Regions from separate parts of the Homo sapiens genome. Here region 1 is linked to region 2. A link is a loop called in an ENCODE intact Hi-C map of the cell type or tissue named here. Cell type or tissue: IMR-90. All regions are shown on one strand. Links, peaks and the distances in the headings refer to the core of each region. The heading gives the core; the rest is flanking DNA.

Evidence for each region. Peaks named below come from ENCODE experiments on the same cell type or tissue, not always from the same donor. Only the 100,000 strongest peaks of a DNase experiment are listed, where the experiment ranks them.
Region 1: it touches region 2 in a loop (5-fold over the local background); 17 of 110 quality-filtered maps call a loop at or near these places.

Annotation. Positions count from the first base shown.
Region 1 is chr11:15,098,799-15,104,183 of GRCh38, forward strand. No RefSeq gene overlaps it. Among named protein-coding and RNA genes, the nearest start is that of INSC, 13 kb to the right of the region's middle. RefSeq lists a silencer at 2,409-2,458. In IMR-90, for the core only: a CTCF peak has its summit at 2,483 (motif pointing right); a DNase peak (open chromatin) is centred at 2,513.
Region 2 is chr11:15,156,892-15,162,276 of GRCh38, forward strand. All of the region lies in intron 2 of INSC (INSC spindle orientation adaptor protein), which reads left to right. Among named protein-coding and RNA genes, the nearest start is that of INSC, 45 kb to the left of the region's middle. In IMR-90, for the core only: a CTCF peak has its summit at 2,396; DNase peaks (open chromatin) are centred at 470 and 1,620; H3K27ac peaks cover 2,525 bases.

The DNA of each region.
Region 1 (5,385 bases), core at 224-5,223, 58 kb before region 2:
TGTAATATTCTATGGGTGACATTGACCAACCGTAGCATAATGCGGGAGGGAATTACACAAAGGCAACAGTACTGGGAGACAAGGATAATTAGTGAGTATCTTGGAGGCTGCCTACTACAATGGCTAAGTGGAGGACAAAGCTGAGAAATAATAAAAAAATCACCAAACAAACAAGAAGAAAACCTAGGGATGCTCCAAGGGCTGGACAGCAAAACTTCAGAAAATGTCAGAGGGGAGGAACAAAACTCATTATGTTGTTATTGCCATAAACATAGAGACAAAAGTCTTTATGTTGTTATTGCCACTGTAATGGTTATGACTTTTAGTCATTCTACATTTGCTCAAGATTGAGAGCCCTGGGAGAGAGCTGAGCCTACCTCATGTGCTTGCATCTCCATCATGCTGGGTTTGTGAGAGAATATCTATTTAATTCAGCTTCCATCACAGGGAGCAAGCACTACCTTCCACCAAGACTACACACAACAGGGAATTCTCCAAATAAGAGGTCAGGATGCTAACTGGAAAGAAGGGTTTAATGCTAGATACACCTGCCCTTTCCCAGAAAAGACAGTATCTAATAGAGTCATACAAAATTGAGGGACCTCCAAGTGGCTAATGTGATGTGTAGTCTGAGAGATCTATGTAAATAATTAAATGTAGGAGTCACTGGAATTTGAATAGGAGGTATTTGAGATTATGATAATACACAAAAGAGCTAGTGAGTGTTTGTAGAGACAAGACAAGAGGGCAAGAAGGAACACAGAATATTTGAGAGAGTAGGAAAAGTCAGGCTCATGGATACTGCCTCTTTTCTAATTTCTCACTGTTTGAAACACATCCAGGAACTGATTCACTTGTAAGTCCTTGCTGCTGTTGTGTCTCTTAGTTTTCTTTTGTCTGAAAGTGCAGTCTTCCTCAATAGGCTAGAGCTCTTATCAAGCAAGGACTGTCTCATTCACCTCTCTCTTCACTCTATAACTCAGAGTTGTTTAGCTATGTTTTAACCTGCCCAAGAGGAGGGGATCTAGCTATAGTTGGTTATCCTGCCCATGCAAAAGCTCAAGAGAAGAAGCCACTCCTGGATGTTAGCAAACAGCTATAGAAAAAGTGATTGATACTTTGCTTTAGAGGAGAATAACCTTTTTAAATTGCAGCATTCATTTGATGATTCTTCAGTAGCCCTCAGATCTAAACCTCTGGAAATATAGAAGTTGCTATGCAGACAGAGATAAATTCTCACTGTGTAGTATGACTTGTGTGAAGGAATAATATACTGCTTGTATAACTTTTAATTCTTAGTAAATGAATATTGTGGATTAAGCTCTCCTTATAAGGATGAGACAATAAGTAATAAAGCCAGGGGCCTTCTGTAGGAGATAAGGTCTCACCTCTAGTGTAAGCTTGTTACTTTTCCCAGTTATATGGGGCAATAGGCCTGCTTCTCAGATAAGAAACTAGAACTTGGGAGAACAGGTCTAGGTCACCAGAAGGGAATTGATCCCTTCTTCGGTTTGGATTTCAGGAAAGGGTTGTTGAGATATGTAGGAAAAGGCTCACTGACGATGGGTGTTAAGATGACACTGACCCCGTGGAGGTAGGCTGGAGACTGAGAAGGTGGGAACTAAGGGAACAGAGTCAACCCTTTGAAGCTAGTTTGATGATTATCTCTCTGGGATGGAAGTGAAATATTATAGAACTTTTGAGCCCTGAGAATGAGCTCCTGATGGTAAAAACCAGCCTTGGATGATAAAGCCAGACTTCACTTCCCTTTGGTATTTATTTACTTGTTGCCCTCCAACTGGGTTTTGTGAAATCTGTTCAAGTCCTGGATGAGACCTGGATGGTCTCAGCTAAGCTCTGAGGGTACCCAGGTTGACTCTTGTGTTCTATAAGAGTTAGAGTTATAAAGGAGAAGTCATAGTCCACTTGCCTTTGGCCATTAGAGCATTTGCAGTGTGGATGCAGAACAAAGCATGAACATGTTCCATGCCTCCCCGTGTATCACTGAGGCGGTGCCTGGAGAATCGCACCATCTCTGTGTGCCCTTCCTAAGCCAGGCTATGGTCACATTGCTGGTCCCTGCTTCTGCTGCCTCCTTGGCACCCCAAACCTGGATGGCATCCTCTAGAAAGGGTGCAAAGGCAAGAGACTGGCTTCTTATCACTTAGTTTCCAGAACTATGAGCCGAAGGCCTAAAATTTTTTCAAGGATTCATGAAAATGTTCAAGTTTACAAAGCATATTATTGGCTTCAACATATGAATATGGTAAGACAGGTAAATAAATGTTTATTTAAGTGTCTTCATGTCTGTTGGTCTACTAAACTCAACTATTATGTAGTTGTATAGAAATTGTATTCTATATGAGATATAGATGCATCTTATTATGATATTAGGTGAGAATTTCAAAATAAAAGGACTAGCAGCAGCTTAAAATACTGTCTCTCCCTCAGTCCGTCCCGCTAGGTGCAAAGCAGCCTCTTATCCACCAGAGGGCGGACTAAGCCCCGCTTCAGCTTCCTTAGCCAGGATCCCCTTCTCCCAGGCAGATCGCAAGCAGGTCTCCCAGATTCATCTCTAATTCTTCCTTCTTTCTGAGCCTTGGTTTTGTGGCCTGTAAATTTGAATTAATGGTGCCTCCTTCACAGAGGTGAGGTAACATTCTTCCAAAGCACTTGGGATTCCGGGGGCAGGTGGTAATGTTAGGGAGGAGGGAGGCTTGAAGTTTCCTCTCATCTGAGAAACCTTGCTGAGACATCCAGAGACTGAGAATACTAGTGAGACCCATTTTGTTTTATTCCTGATTTCCCTCAAAGCACAAAGGCTGGGGCAGAGATGGAAGAGTGGTGGGAGTGGGGGTCATTACGGGCATGAATGGAGATCCCCGAATTTTGACACAGGACTACTCTTCTTGAGCCTGTCCTTCCTTACTGAGATTTATTATTTCAAAATGCTGTCTGAGCTCAGAGGAGGCTTAGAGATCTCCTGGCTGGAGATGGGGTGGGGGTGGGTGAAGAAAAAATTAGGGAGGTTTTATGGAGGAGTTAGTCTTGACCTGAATGTGCTGGTAGGGTTTTTTCAAATGAAATAATTTAAATAACTTGTTTTCCTAATTATAAAATAATATATACACAATACAGAAAATTTTGAATATAGCATCTCTCCCCCCAAAAATATATGTGTTTCTTAGTTATCCCATCATTCAGATAAACCCACCATTAACAGTTTGGCGTATGTTCTTTCTTTTACATCTTATCTTAGTTTTGTTCCTGCTGCTATAACAAAATACCACAGACTGGGTGATTTGTAAAGAATAGAAATTTATTCCTCACAGTTCTGGTGGCTGGAAAGTCCAAGATCAAGGCATCAGCAGATTTACTATTTGGTTAGGGTTGCTCTCTGCTTCTAAGATGGCACCTGTTGCTACATCCTCATGTGGCAGAAGGGCAAAAAGGGGGACAAACACTGTGTCCTCACATGGCAGAAGAGATGGAGGGGGGAGCTCACCCCCTTAAGGCCTTCTATAAAGGTGCTAATTCCAGCTGTAATAGTGAAACCCTCATGATTTAGTCACCTCCTAAAGGCATTGCCTCTTAATACAATCACCTTGGAGGTTAAATTTCAACATATGAGTTTTGGAGGCACACATACATTCAAACCATACCACATCTTTATGTACATATTTATAAACATGTATAACATCAAACCTCTTTAAAGTCTGTCTTTTTCAGTGTGTATCTTTCTATGCTATACTTTGTTCTTCTATTATTTTTTGCTTATTTCATATTACATTGAATAGATGTGCCAGAATTTATGCAATGAAGCCCTATATACATGTAAGTTGTTTCCAGATTTTAATTATCATAAAAATGCTATAATAATCATCTTTGGAGCTAAATTTTGCAAAATGTTCATATTGTTTCTTAGCAGGGATACACATGGGGATAATCTGGGACCACTTTAATCTAATTTTAATCCAATGCGATACTATTTTTTATCCTTTCTAGAAATAGGATTGTATAGTCAAAGGGGAACTGCATATGTAATTTTGCTAGATTTAGGAAATGTGGCATTTTGTATTTCTACCCATCTTATATAACGGTTCTTCTTTCTTGCAGCCTCACCAACTGGATATGTTGTCAAATTTATAGATGAATTTCTGGATGACCAGATGTAGGAGGAACTAGTACAACTTAAGCAACAGACAACAGAAACAGACCCACAGGTTCAAATGTAGGGGGACCTAACAGGAAGAGAAATGTCAGCTCCATATAGGGAAGCACTTTCTGTCACCCTATCTGTCTAAAGGTAGTGTGAGATTCTCAGGCAGTTATAGGCTTCCTGTCACTTGAGGTGTTCAAGCACAGGCCAGATGACCATTCAGCAGAATGTAGTAGAGAAGTTTCAGCACCACTTTGGCATCTAGATCAAGGACCTTTAAGACTGGAGAAAAATACAAAACCATATTGATTGCTTCATTTTAAATACCTGAATCCATGATTATGAGAGACTTAATTAGGCCCTTATTGCTGCTATGGATTTGTATGTCCCTAGTCCTTTCACTCTCCCATTTACTTCTAGATCACTTTTATATACCTTCCTCAAACTCCCAGCACCCTCTCCACCATCCTTATTCTAAGCTTCTGACCTTGCTTGTTACTTCACTTAAAGGATGGCATCAATCAGAAGAGAGCCTCCACAGACTCTTAACAAAACATCTCTACACCTACTGGCATCTGAACATAGGTGCTCTTCTCCCTTGGTTGCCATCGATTAACTTTCTGTGCCCCTAGCTGGAGCCATTTCTTTTATTTGTGCAGCAGATCCCTCCCCTTTCCACTACTCAAAGGCATTGCTTCAGCCGTTACCTATCTCTGCCTTCACCTCGTACTCCCCTCACTCCTTTGTTTCACCTTAGTGTTCTTCCTGCTCTTGCTCAAAGATACCAGCCATACTCTTGCCTTAGAATATTTGCTTTCACTGATTCCTTTTTTTGGGAAAGCTCTTCTCACAGATTTGCATTATACATAACTCTTTCACCTCCATTTACATTGACTAGGCTTAAAAAATATCTAACTGTAGGCTTTTTACAGGAGTTACCTAAAACATGAGAATACAGAATGGCAAAAGAAAAAGAATGAAAATACAATATACCATGCAAACACTAACTAAAATAACGGCAGTGTAATTAATATTAATTTGACTAAAATTGACCATAAGACAAAAAGCATTAAGAGATAATGAGGGCTATCTTAAGATAACAAAATGTAACATTTCCAGCAGAATGTAATAATTGTAAACGTATATGCACCTAATAACATAGCCTGACAGTATATAAAGCAGAAATACACAATTATATTGGGACATTTTAATTCATCTCTCCCTTA
Region 2 (5,385 bases), core at 326-5,325:
CTACTCCCTTCTCCCACCCCAATTCCACCCTGGATAATTCCAGCTTAGAAAAAACTTACCTGGCCTATAACCTGGTATGTGGAGATGATTGTAGTTGCATTTTGCTTTGTGTTTGAGTCTGCCAGACTTCAGAAAGCCCAAATTTTAGGACTTGGTCCCCTCATTCCAGATGTTCAGGACAGCCTCCATCAGAATGCAATGAAAAGGGCTACTTGAGGAATAGGCAACTTCTGGGAACTGGGTAGGACTCCTGGGAGCCACGTTCACTGTCTTGGATGCCCTTCTTGCTCTCCAGGCAAGGGGACAATCTTAATAGCATCAACTTCAGATTTCAGTTCACTGTGGAGACTAAGGAAATCAAACCCAAGTCCTGGCCCCTGGCCTCTCCAGCTCCTTGGCCAGGGACCTTACAAGCTCCTGACTCTGGTGGTTTTCCACCATGAAGGGAATGTGACTCATTGCCAGTCCATCTGCCTTTACCTCAATTTTCAATTCCCGTCCTCTGTGTGAGTAATAGGATCAGTTGTTCGTACTTGCAAAGGAAGGATTTCATGCATGGTGAGATGGCAGCTCGAAGTTTATGGCTGAGGACAATTGACCCACTGGGAGTTGGAAGGGGCAGGGGCAGCAGGCAGCCCCCACCACACAGCCAGAACTGCTCTGTGTAATCAGACTTTTCATAGTGGGGTCAAGCAGCAAATCCAGTAGGAGAGGTGGAGCCCAGAGAGTCAGCGAGCTAATGACAGAGAGTCAGGCAAGCTATGCAATTATGGGATGTTCAGCACTAACACAGTCCAAACCTTAATGAGCCACAGTCCCTAGACTCCCAAAATTGAGAAGGGCACTTATTATGTGGCGGCACCGTGACTGTGGCTGGTATTAGATGGGCTTGTGGTGGGGCCATGTGGGATTCACCAGGTCCAGTCTCCTTCCTGAGAAAGCTGGGGCCCCCTTCGATGGGCCCCTCTGCAAGGCCTGACCCCCACTTCTGCTGTGGCCCTGTGCTCTCCACTTGTCAGAGGCCACACCCTGTAATCAAACCAAATGAAAACAGTTCCTCCCTGGATGTGTTTCCTATCTCAGCGAGGGCAGCAGCTTCAGGAGAAACCAGGGGAGTCAACTTCGATTCTTTCCTTTTCTTCACACTCATATCCTATCCTGTCCCTCCCAGATCTTCCTATCCCATGCCATTGCCTTAGTTCAGGCTTCTGTCTTTCTTCTCTTTCTGTTTTATAACTATCATTTCCCAACAGGCTACTCTCCTGCCTAGGATTTAACCTGGCTGTGATTAATTTTTTACTGATTCTTTGCACAATTGTTGTCACTTCCCTGCTCTAAAATGCTTTTCGTGGCTCCAAGTTGTCTTTGGGATTAAATCTACATCCCTGATCATGGCATTCGAGATCTTTGATCAACTAGTCCCTGTTTCTCTCTTCAGACCCGTTCCTGGCCCCACCCTCAGAGGCCCCTGATGTTATAGTCTAGTGAAACTTCTTGCCATATGACTTTTTGACCATATGCCTCTGGGCCTTTGTACATGGTGTCTCCCCTATGTGGAAGTCTTTTTGCCTTTGTCATCCTGGCAACTCCTCTCCTCTAAGAACTAGGGCAAATGTCACTTCCTTTGTGTAAATATTCCCAGGCGAAGTCAGGCCCTCTGTCTTCTGTGATCGTAGTCTATCCTGCTCACATCTTCTTGGTAGTGTGGTGTTTAGGTGATAGAAGCTGAGACTCTGAACTCTAGAGGCCTGGGTTTGAGTAATGGCTCCATTATTTACTCACCATGTGACCTCTCCAAACAAAAGTCTCCTCATCTGTAAACGGGGGTAATAATACTACTTCCCTCACATGGCTGTGGGCAGGCTTAAAGGAGATAATATATAGAGAGGGCTTGGACACTGCCTGACTCCTTGCTGGAACTCAACACTTCAACTGCTCTTATAATTATAACCAGATGAATTGTTGGTGGTTTTTTTTTTTTTTTTTTTTTGCCTGTTTGGGTCTTGGCTGAGCTCTATGAAGGCTGGAATTTTCTCCTGTTCAACTTTGTAGCCTCAGCTCCTAGAACAGGGCTTGTTCTGAGCAGGCCCATGGAGAACACCAGGAGACTAGGTCTCCAGGCCTGGCCCCAGTGTGCACTGGCTGTAGGACTTGAGACAGGCAACTTCTCCTGGCCTCTTGCACCTGGGGGCCCGTTTGGAGGGCAGAGCTGCCAGTGCAGCCCCAGGTGAAGGATCTTTTGTCCCTGGGTCTGCCTACAACTGAAAATAGAGAATCCTCCTTAGGAGCCTGAGGCTTGGGAGTGGAGCCAGGGCATGGTGGAGGCAAGGTACCCAAGTGATGGCTGGAGGCTGATGGAGAGTTCTGGAGCCTTGTAGATGGTGGAGAGACTGGCTCTTGGAAACCCTCTAGTGGTGATTTCTATACCCTCACCTGCATTTCACAGAAGCATGCAGAGGTATCAGGATGGTAATGGGCACATTACGTCTGTGAATTATCCTAAATGTCCACTTTGGCAAATGAAAATATTCTCTTTAAAGTAGGGAGAAGAACAGAATAGAAAAAACAAAGCTAAACCATTTGTAGTCTATACATCAAATCCCATGTTACTGCCATGAAAATTCATGACAAACAATGGGAATAGCTGGATGTGTGTGTAAGAATGCATTTAAAATTTTTACCTGACAGTACTGCACATGACATTGGAACAGAGCACAGCCTAAAGCAGTTTAACATAACACTTAAGAACATACAGTCTAGACACTGATGAGCTGGGTTCAGAGCCAAACTTTGCCACTTGTGATCTGTGTGATCTCAGATATGTTATTTGGCCTTGCTAAGCTTCAGTTTCCTCATCTGTAAAAGTAAAATCATAAGAGTACCCTCCTCACAGGGTCATTGTGAGAATCAACTGAGATAATACATGTGAATCAATCCACATGATAATTGGCATAGGGCCCGTCCTCAATTAGTGCTATTATAATGATTATGGATTTTATCCCCCTGACCCTCACAACCCGATGAGACAGGACAGCAGCATAGGTTATTATTATTCCCACTTGAAAAATGTTTAAATGTAATTAAGTTCCATACATATACACCAGCTGCATCATTGGTGTGTCAGGTCCATTGCCTTGCAGATACTGTAGCATGTAGCATGGTGGCTTGTAGGTAGGACAAGACAGACACAAGATCTGCCCTGCATCATCTAGGGGGTAAGGCAGACATTTAAAAGTTGTTAAACAATTGAGACCAGTATAGATCAGAGGAGAGACAGAGTGCTTACAGACGTGTGGGGCACATGGGACATAAATTTGTTGAGGAGTCACAAAGGACTCCTTCAGAAGAGAGATCAAGGTCAAGACCTCAATGATGTGTAGAAGCCAGCAAGGTGAAGAGGAAGTGGGAGAGAGGGACCAGCATGTGCAAAGCCTGGGAGGCTGGAAGTCACAGTAGCAGGACTGAAATAACTCAGGGCTGGGACAATGGTTGGAAATAAGGGGGCAATGACCAGATCAGGAAACTGAGGCTCAGAGATGACAAGTGTCATGTGTAGGGGCACACAGCTATCAAGAGGAGGGAGTGGGAGGAGGGCACAGGTGATGGCTCCTAATCAGGTGTTCTTGTGGCTTATATCACCATAATGACTCTCATGCTGGCAATACAGATACACACACATACCATTTTTAGAGGTTAAAAAATAAGTCATTCATGAGTTAATGAAAGATCATAGAGTGTTAACAATGTCTTCTCTCAATCAGAGGGCATCTACAATGCTGGAGTTTGACAGTTAACAAGATGGGGCTCTGAGTCATTGAAGAGAAGGCAGCTGTCAGATGTACACATTGGCTCATAAGAGTGAAAACAGTTACCTGGAGCTAAATTCATGTTCCTTGGCTTTCTGAAACCGAAATAACAACAAGTTCCATTAGGGTGCTGGACAAACTGCAGAGGTGGTGAGAGCACAGACTTTGGAGTCAGGCACTGGACTGAAATCTGGCACTGTCAGAAACCTCTTTGAGCCTCAGTTTCTCCTCCTCTGTAAGATGAGGGTAATAAATAGCATTTTACTGAATACTAGTTAGATATTGTATGTGCAAGTTCTTGATAAGTGCCTGCTATGCAGAAGGTACTCAAGAGATAGTTTCTTTCATAGTGTGCTTGGAACTATGCTACATTAAAAATAATTTGTTAGAGTAGTCAAATCTCTTCTTTGCCCTCAAACCCTTCTACCAATTGAGAGAGGGCCACTGCCTGGAGAAATGGATGTGATAAAGTGTTGGCAGTGCCATAATCCATGCCCATGCCACAAATTACTCTCAGTATTAGCTTCAAGGTGGGTTGGTGGGTCTCATTTTGCCTCCCCCAGGACCCCTGGAGTTATACCATAGGATTTACTCTCTTACTATATTATACTGAACAGTTTGATTAACAAAAAATGATATAGAACACGTCAGAAAATGATATGGAACACCAAATGTTAAGTGAATAGGATGAAGAGTGAAAATGGAGATTTCTGAGTAATGTTGATCTGAAAACTTTTTCTGCTGCTACAGCTTGGAGCAGAGGACTAGTGCATGGAGACAGGAGAGAACACAGAGAAGCTCAGAGGAAAAGGGGGCATTTCCACTATAGGTGGGCACAGGAGGCATTTTGTAGAGCCCACTGAAGGAGAAAAAAACCTTCTCAGTGTTTCTGGTATTGCACAGATGGGTCAGTGGCAAGTTAGAAACATGCCTGTTGCAACCTGCTTAGCACCAAATGCTGGGGCAGGATTTACACTTAAAATGTGAACTTGGAGTGCTTAGGGGTGGAGAGAAGAAGAATTGCCCGCCACTTACGTAAAAGCCCCCATGCACAGTAAGGCCTATGCTGATGCAGCTCAGCATGGGATTCAGAGGCAGATCAGAAGCAGAGAAATGAAGACATCGAAAAATTTGATCAAGATTAGAGTAGTCACATTTCCTTTAGTCACATTTGACTGGGGCTTCACAAGAGCCTTGGTGCAGAGGGATGGGAAGTTAATAGCCTAACCATGCTGTAAAGTATTTATAGCTTGTTACATAAATAATTATGGTTTAATTAGCTGTTTAGTAAACAGTTTATAGTTCACTGCATAGCAGAGGTTAAGTCATTCTAAAGTCATCTATGTGTTGTTTTTATAAAGCCCTCACTGAGAGAGTCTTCCTGTTGGGTTATAGAGAAGTATATGGGCTAGATGGACCCAGCTGACATCTGGTGACAAGAGTTCTTGGGGGACCTGGGAAGTATTTTGTTTACTCAGAATAAAACCCAAAGTGCTTACAATGGCTTCCATGGCTTTATGTGATCTGGCCTAATCCCTTCTATGAGCTCCCCTCCTACTAATATTTCTGTTGTTCTTTC